Linked DNA regions of Homo sapiens: region 1 is linked to region 2. A link is a loop called in an ENCODE intact Hi-C map of the cell type or tissue named here. Cell type or tissue: Calu3. All regions are shown on one strand. Each heading gives the region's core, and the rest is flanking DNA. Links, peaks and the distances in the headings are about the cores only.

The links. A loop is a pair of places that touch in the nucleus more often than their neighbours do. Peaks named below come from ENCODE experiments on the same cell type or tissue, not always from the same donor. Only the 100,000 strongest peaks of a DNase experiment are listed, where the experiment ranks them.
Region 1: it touches region 2 in a loop (2.4-fold over the local background); 3 of 110 quality-filtered maps call a loop at or near these places.

What each region holds. Positions count from the first base shown.
Region 1 is chr21:41,506,069-41,510,442 of GRCh38, forward strand. It overlaps TMPRSS2 (transmembrane serine protease 2), which reads right to left and starts at 2,090. Exons shown (of 14, transcript NM_005656.4): 1 at 2,013-2,090. RefSeq lists a promoter at 1,187-2,580, an enhancer at 2,060-3,067, a cis regulatory region at 2,182-2,208 and a silencer at 4,348-4,374. In Calu3, for the core only: no CTCF peak of the experiment used is centred there; DNase peaks (open chromatin) are centred at 1,153 and 2,113.
Region 2 is chr21:41,560,244-41,564,617 of GRCh38, forward strand. It overlaps LOC105372809 (a long non-coding RNA gene), which reads right to left. Exons shown (of 5, transcript XR_937738.1): 2 at 2,664-3,640; 3 at 89-209. Among named protein-coding and RNA genes, the nearest start is that of PCSEAT, 18 kb to the right of the region's middle. RefSeq lists enhancers at 1-108, 1,844-2,344, 2,345-2,845. In Calu3, for the core only: no CTCF peak of the experiment used is centred there; a DNase peak (open chromatin) is centred at 2,088.

The sequences.
Region 1 (4,374 bases), core at 84-4,083, 54 kb before region 2:
TATAATGCCAGTGCAGCCAAATATACTCCTACAATTAAGGTGACTTGAGTTCAAGATAGAGTGGCCAACGGTGCCAGGCAGGCCAGCACCTAGCAACCTGGGAGGCCCTGCCTGAGGCTCCAGCAACAGCACAAGCTTGTTGTTAGAAGGTTGTCCTTGGCTGGTGGGAATAAGGGAAGCTGCTGGGGACCAAACAAATGTCCAAGCAGAGAACAAAAGCCCAGCCAGCTCACCAGCTGATAATTAAAAATAACCAGAGGCCGAGGTGTAGATGGCCATCTCCAGGCAGAGGTCTCAGCCCGTAGGTTGCACCCCGAACTCTCCAGCCTAGTGTGTCCTTACCCGAGGGTGTTGCTAGGTTTCATTCTAACCTCACCTGTCCAGTAGTTCTGTAGCGGAGCAGGGCAGGTCCTACTTCTTCAAAAGCACTCAGTAAAGGTGGGGAAGTCCTGAGCAACCTCCAGTGACTTTCTGGGGGAGCTCCCGGTTACCTAGCCCACCAGGTCCTCCCTTCACAGCAGCAGCTCAGGAGCCAGGACTGACTTAGCTACTTGCGTCCCCAAGGCCCTTTGCGCTGGTAAACTCTCCCTGCCACACTCCCAACCCCCATCCTTCCTTCAGGGGAGGCTGGCTGCATCCCCACTTCCTGGAGTACCTTCCCAGATCTCCTGGGACAGGTCAACAAACTTAGTCTCACTTTAGGTTTTCCAAATGCCTTGTAACTGGGCTGCGTAGCCTTTGTAATTTTCCATGATTCGGGAGGTTCTCGCGGCTGGGAGCTCCGTGAGGTCAGGCATTGCCTTGGGCGCGATGCGCTCATCTTTCCCGCGGGACCACTGCACAGGTTCGCACGGAGGGAAGGGCTGCGCAGCCTCGAAGGCGAGCCCTGGGTGCTCCCTGCCCACAGGGCTCACCTCGGGCCGCCGTGCTATCCTTTCCTTCCCAAACAAGCCACCAGGATTCCTCGTGATTAGGGCTGCCACCAGGGCGTTCTGAACAGGATTCAGGGCCACCGCGCTGTGCTCTACGGCGGAGCGGGCGAAGGCCCTCCTCTGCCACAAGCGCTCAGGGCTCTCGGCGCACAAACTTTCTGGACATGGGGCAGTTTTTCAGCTGGACCCGTGCTCGAGCAGAGCGCCCACTGCCAGACTGGAGCACTTGACCACTCAGGGTGCCACTGTGCCGAGCCGGGCAGGACAGGATGAGGTGGACCGAAGCGCCCAGGTGCCCCGCCTTCCCCCCAACCCGGCACGGAGCGCAAGCGGAGGAGCCAGACCGGCTCCTCCCGGGCGGGTTCCTGCCGGTGCCGGGTGTCCAGGAGGCCCCGGCCCTGATCGCCGCCAGCGGGTCGCCGCAACGGGGCCTGAGTCGCGAGCAGTCCCTCCCCGAGACTGACTGGCCGTTCGCACCTCGCCCGGGGGCCCTCCAGCAGCCTGGCCCAGCGGTCCCCGCCGCGCCGGCCGTATCGTTCCCGGCATCTCAGCGAGTTTCCAGTTTCTCCCTACCTCAGTAGGGAACCAAGAAGCAGAAGGAGTTCAGGTAACACTGCGGGACTGCAGAGATTTCCCCCAAACAAAGAAGCCAACCGACAGCACTCCCAGTCCTCCTCCCCAAAGAGAAAAGGCGCACCGGTGCTCCCAGGCGGGGGCCGTGGAGGGCAGGCGGACTAGGAGCCAGCTTTGGGGACCCCGGGGGACTCTCTTCCACCAACTGGCTAGGGACTCGCAGGACCACCTGCCCCAACCTCGCGATGCCAAGCCAACAGGGGCGGCGAGGGCTCTCGGCCGTGCGCAAGGGGTCCCAGGCGCCCAGCACTCTCCCAGCACCCCGGGAGGCGCCCTGCCCGGCTGGCCCCAGCGCTCGACCCTCGGGCGCACTCACCTGCCGCGCCGCGCTCCTCACACCCGCTTTCACCTCCGGGCGGGGCAGGGGGCATCGGCGGGTCCCAGGCGCCCAGGTTCCCCTCCCCAGCCCGGACCCCGAGCCGGGACCCTGGTACCGGCGCCGCTCACCTGCCGCGCTCCAGGCGGCGCTCCCCGCCCCTCGCCCTCCGCCTCCGCCTCCGCCTCCTGCTTAGCTCGCGCCTACTCGGCCCGGCCCGCCCTGGCTCTCGCTTTAATCTCAGGAGGCGGTGTCCCAGGGTCCAGGGCGACACCCCCAAGCGGGTCGCGGGTCACCCTGGGCGGGCGGGGGCGGGGGCGGCGGGAGGAGGCGTTTCCCAAGGGAAGTCCGGGACGGGTTCCCTGCCTGGCTCAACCCCGGCTGCGGAGGGACCCATAAGGGACTCTGGGGCGCTTCCCGGGCCCGGCCACAGCGGCCAACCTGCCCCTCTCCGGTCCGCGGCGCAGCGCTGCCCGAGGGCTCGAGTTTGGGTTAAGGAAGGGGATTCTGGGGAGCGCTCCTGGAGTCCTGGGTGAGCCCCCGGAGCTGCTACCTCACGAGCTCCTGTAGGCGGCCGGCCCCGTCTTGGCCTCCGGGGAACCCACTGTAGCCTCTGGGCAAGGACCCAGGGTAGGCCTTGGGGACTGCTGGCCCAAGCACGAGTGGCGGGGACACAGCGCCGGACGCCCAAGACCCTCCCCAGTCCGCCTAGGCTGGCATTTCTTGGCCCCCACCAGCGTCCGGTGGAAAGTGCTCCCCCGGATGGTCCCAGGTCTCTCGGCACCACCGGCCAGGGCGGGAGTGAGGAAGTGGTGGGACACACCTCAGCCAGGAAGACGTGGCTGTTCCCGGGCACTTGAGAGGTTCTTTCTAATGTTTGCAATTGTGGGGGCTCAGAATTCACCAGAATTTAATAGGACCGTAGACCAGAATTCATCACCCCAAGTAGGACTGGAGGAGACCAGAATCTGCTACCCCAACATAGTCCTCTTTGGCACATTGATGATTTGGAACTGGTTATGTTGAGGAACTGCAGACACCAGAGTACCTCTGAGAAAATGCCCTTTTGTAAAGGAAATTTGCACCTATAAAGGAAATGTTTGTTAGTCAGCAGATCTGTACCAGGAAGAGAGCTGTTCCCGGACAACTTTTATCACCTGGGAAACTTTTATCTGCCTCACACGGCAACCTGCGTTCACCAGACACCTCCTCTCCTCACGCTCCCCTCACTCCTCCACCGCTCCCCAGAAGCCTCAAACCCCCATTTCTTTCTGTCACTCAGAGTGACAGATAAGCCTCAATCATCGGGCTGCTGCACCTTTTTTTTTTCGTGTGTTTTTTTTTCCCCCAGAAGGGGTCTCACTCTGTTGCCCAGGTTGGAGTGCAGTGGCTCAATCATGGCTCATGGCAGCTTCAACCTCCCAGGGCACAAGTAATCCTCCCACCTCAGCCTCCCGAGTAGCTGGGACTAGAGGCGTGTGCCACCACGCCCAGCTAATTTAATTTTTTGTAGAGATGGGGGTCTCCCTATGTTGCCCAGACTGGTCTCCAATCTGGGCTCAAGCGATCCACCTGCCTTGGCCTCCCAAAGTGCTGGGATTACAGGTGTGAGCCCTCGCACTGGACCCCTCACTCACCTGGCCTGTTCTTTAAGTCTCATATTCTTGTGGGATTCCCATCTGTGAGTACATACATTAAAACAGCTTTTCTCCTGTTCATCTATTTGATGCCAATTTAATTTGTAGACTAGCTGAACGAACTAGAAGGGTAGAGGGGAAGCATGTTTTCTCCTCCCCTGCATAATATACAAATCAACATGATTTGCTTTAAAATGAGGTGGAAGCAGAAAAAAGCCCCATTCAGTCCCATCCCAGGCTGCCTTGGCTCACTGCTCCCTTCCTGGGAAGCTCTCCCGGAAGCCTCCTGTGGGGCAGGACTTTCCTAGTAAACCCTTCCCTCTCACTCCCTCCTTTGGCACCTTTTGTGGTCTGCTGGTGGCACCCACAACAGGGATTGTCCCCAATATGCCCCAGCCCTCCCCATCCCCCACACTGCCCTGCGCTCTGCCCCAGTGGGAAACCCTCAAAGACCCTCTCCAGCACATAGGGCAGGTGCAGTTGTCTTTCAGCGGCAACTCACTTATTTCTGTCTTGACAGTGTGTTTGGTGCCTACTAATTCCACCCAGAAACCAGGGAGTAAGTGCTGCCGCAGACTCAGGCCTCTTGGAGTGGTTGTTCATTCACCATTTATTTTTCCTTTTATATTAATAATCAGGGTTCTCCAGAGAAACAGAAACAATAGGAGAAATACAAATATATACACACATATACATATGCACACACATGTATATACACACATCTATATTTCTATATATTATTTATAAATATTATAAATATCTTATATATTATAAATACATATAAATATATACATAAACATGTATTTTATATGCATAATATAATACAGATATGATATATATTATACACAGCTTATAT
Region 2 (4,374 bases), core at 233-4,232:
GACGATAAGGTGATTGTATGGGGCTTCCTTGAAAGCCTAGTGACCTTCATTCAAGCATTTCATTTTAGTTCATTTCAACAAGCATTACCTGGAGCGTCTGTTACACAGATGTCCTGAAGCCCAGGATGAGTAAGACACCATCCCTGCCCCGAAAATTGAAATCTGTCATAAATAATTATTCTTGGAACAGGAGTTGCCAATGTGAATGCCTAGGGAACAAGACGGTGATGCTGTAAGTCCAGAAGGCAGTGAACAGGAAAAGGGTTATTTATGTGAGCACAAAAAGCAAGGCGCTCATTAACCCAGCTGTCTAAACAAGGGCATCTCCAAGTCGACTTCCGTGAGACCTTATCACTAAAATAAAAGCTGGCGAACTTTGGAGGAATTAAAGCACTCCCTTCTAGAATCAAACTGCTGCCCAGCCTCTCAGGGTTTTCCACACTTTCATATGCGTGAAAACCCCCGGCACGCTTGGTGTAAAATGCTGATTCCCTGGTCCTACCTGCGCAGACGCTGCATCAGTGGGTCTGAGGCAGGGCCCGGGCATCTGCATTTTAAATCAGCTCCCAGGAAAATTGTTGCAGGGGTGGGTCACACTTTGTTAAACCTTGTGGGTGTGGGCACTTCTCCCTGCAGCTCCTTCCTCTAACAGCCGGGTGTGTCCTCTGGGTCCCTTCTGGCCGACCTCCTCTGGGCAAAAGTCACTTCTCTACTGACCTGAAATCTGCCACACAGCTCAGTAATGGCTCTGATAAACAGGGACATCTCATTTATTGTTTCTTTCCTGGAACACTTTATGGTCATCAGTGAGCTGTCACCATGAGGGCTCATCCAGTCTCAAGGCAGAGAGCCTCCCCGGCAGTCAGCAGTGGCTCAGGGGCCCAGGTAGCAGTGTCCTGCTGGCAGGGTCAGGTGACTAGTCCCCTGCAGAGTCTCTAGGTAGGTGGGCTTTAGAGATCCTCTGGTTTGATTCTCTCATTTTACATGTGGAGAAACTGAGAAACCGAGGCTTTAGAAAGGCCATGTGCTTCCCTAGGTCCCAGCACTGAGGCAGAACCGGGCTCCACTAGGGCTTCCTGCTCCCTTCCTCTCTGCTCCAACCTGCTCCAGCCCCTTTATCCTCGCTTTACCAGATTCTGCCATGTTTGGGGATATTTGAGGAGTGCCACATTTTGCAGGATTCTCCATCAGCACAGAGTGCCTGTCGTGTGTCGACTCCCAAGGCCAGCACACCTGCACCATTGGATGTGCCTGAAGCCTGCCTCTATGGCCCTAGAGCAGTGTGGAGGGGACCCCAGCTTTCTCCCCACCTGGGGCAGGATCACTTGCCTGACTTGCAGGGGGATGGACGGCTGGTGCGCACTCTGTTGCGCTCTCTCTCTCTCTCTCTCACACACACACACACAGACACACACACACACACACACACACACACACACACACACCCTCACAGATTAAGAGCACCATTGGATTGGTCTGCTCAGGCCAAGATCACAGTCAGAGGAGAGAAAGAAGCATGACCCATGATAGCATCACCATCAACCATGAGGCATCATCACTGCCCCCAAAATAACACAGACAAGGGAGGGCCAGGGACTCAGCTTTGGGGTCACCACCATGGGGGCCAGAATGAGCCTTCATCACCCGGGTTTGCAAGGTGTGGGCCAGAGGAGCACTAGCAGGCAAAGGCTGCAGTAGGACCGCCCAGGGAGCAGTGGCTTGAGCCGCCCAGACACAGAGACACGTGGCAGGCAGCATGTTGAATTTTAACCAGAATTTAATGTAGGCAGTTTTAACTTTTGCCTTAAAAGTAAGAAAATAAACTAAAAAAAAAAATGAAAACAAAACAAACTACCACTCTACAGAATAGGAGAAGCGCCACACGGGCCTTCGGGCTCCACAAATGTGGCCTGGCCCGGCTCCTCCAGCCTCCCGGAGGGGGACAGCTGGCAGGCAGATCCTGGCCTGGAAGGTTCTGGAGGCAGCTCTCCTAAAGGAGTCATCTGTTCTGCCATTGAGTGGCCGTGTAATGCTCCCCAGCCCTGCGGTCACCCGGGGAAATCCCCTAGCAGGGAGCTGCGGCTGCTGTTCCCCTTCGGCCTGGAAGTTTGTCCAGGTTGGGGCAGCAATGGGGTGAATGGCCTGGAACCTGAATGTCCGAGGGCCTCGCCCAGCTGTACTTCCTCCTCTCACGTGGCCTCTCTGAGGAGTGAATTATGAAGTCATCCTCACTGCGGCCCTCCACCACTCCAGCTCCTAAAGGGCTGGCTTGGTCAAGCTGCCTCGGAGGGTCACCAGCCTTGGGATACGACACCTGCAGGCGGTGGGCGCTGCCCTGGAGCCACGCCATTCCATCTGCTCCGACTCTGTCTCACACTGTCTCCTTCCTCCCCTTCCTGGCCAAACTTCTCAAAATAGCATCTGCTGCTTAAAGCTTCTCACCACCTCCTCATCTGTAGTGCCCTGTAGCCTGGAGTCCACCTAGAACTCTACAACCAGTGCTCTAAGAAGGCCCATGCCCTCCCGTTTTCACCCACTGGCCCTGGTGTTGTTCTCACCCTCAGATTTTGGCAACACATGCCCCTTCTTCAGATGGGCACCTTCTTTTGCCTTCTCTCCCACCGGGACACTCATTCCCCCTCCGTGCCCCCAAGTACACACACCTGAGAAGTTTCCAGTTCTTTGCTCCGCATCTCTTCCCCTTTGGCACTCTGCGTGCTGCTGTCTGCCCCTTCTGAGGTGTCCAGATGAGCGATGCTCCATCTACCCTCTCTCCTAAGCTCCATCCAACAGCCTTGGGACCAGGAAGTTGGTCCTGCTGGGTCATTTGCAGAGTTGCTGGGGCACCTCAGAGAGAAACAAGATGGCGCAGGGGGCCATCAGCAGTGCACAGCCAAGTCTTCAGGTGACAGTGCTGAACAGGGGTCTCAGGGGAGCTGGAAGAAAAGTCTGTCCTTTAGGCCACTTGGCACAGCTCCAACCAGAGGTGACCCGCCTCCCACCTCCTGTTCTTCATCCTCCCCTTTGCTTCTTGACCTGCCTGAAGAAGACCCCTGGGTCTGGACAGCTGGGCCTCTGGCTGCCCCAGCAGGAAGCTCATGGTCCTGGAGTCCTGGGAGTCCAGGCTGGAAGATGTTTATCCTCCAGGTGTCAAGCACCCTGGGTGTGTCCAGATGGTGGAGGAGGAACTGGCTCTTGAAAGAAGATGTCCTTCCCATCTCTTCCCTCCCCAGCAATTTCTACTGAGTTCTAGGTGGACACCAGATGGCAAGAGGCAGAGTGCAGGGGGACGGTGAGAAGCTGCAGGTAGCGGATGTGATTTCGAGAAGTTTGACGGAAATGTAGGAAGGAGACCCTACGAGGACTGGAGGGACCCATGAGTATGAGAAGGGGGCACGGAGAGATTGAAGGGGACGGGTCCTGAAAGAGCCCGGAGGACAGAGAGTCCGGCAAGTCCCAGGCGCTGCCCTCACAATCCGATTGAGAGCCATGGAGGGGCTGCAGCAGCGGCTCAGGGTTGTGTTTAAAATTAGCTGGCAGAGTTCACTGCTGGGCATTGGGATGTCCTGCAAATGGCTCAACACGCAGGACGCAGAGGCTTTTTCACAGAATTGTTTGGAGCCATGTGCCTCTCTCTCTCCTGAAATGAAAGATTTGGGAAAGGTGACAATGCTGAATTTTCTTCTTCCTCTCTAGATATTCTTTCTGCTACATTTGATGGAGCTTCCAGGAAAAAGTAGATAGTAACTAAAACTCTCTTTGATTTCAGACTTGATACATATTTTCAGCTTGAGAATCCTTATTTCTCTGTTTAGTAAAAGGTGGCTGGGTTCAGTGGCTCATGCCTATAATCCCAGCACTTTGGGAGGCCGAGGAGGGCAGACTGCCTGAGCTCAGGAGTTTGAGACCGGCCTGGCCAATGTCATGAAACCTAATCTCTATTAAAAATACAAAAATTAGCCGGGCATCGTGCCAGGCGCCTGTAATCCCAGCTACTTGGGAGGCTGAGGCAGGAGAATCACTTGAACCCAGGAGGTGGAGGTTTTGGTGAGCTGAGATGGTACCACTGCACCCCAGCCTGGGCAACAGAGTGAGACTCTGTCTCAAAAAAATAAAATAACATAAAATAAAAGTAATAAAGAAAACATGTAAAAATGTGCGCTTGGGTGTACCTGGGAATGGTTCACGTTTGCCCTTTCGAAGGCAGCAAGGCAGAGAGAAAGGCACGTGGAGTTTGCAGTCAGATGGACCAGACTGGGTTTGAACTAGGGGTCTGGTCGTTACCCACAGGTGACCCCATTGCCTTCATCTCTCTGAGTCTCAGTTTCTTCCTGAACACCGTTAATCATTTCAGGCCTGGCATGGTGGCTCATG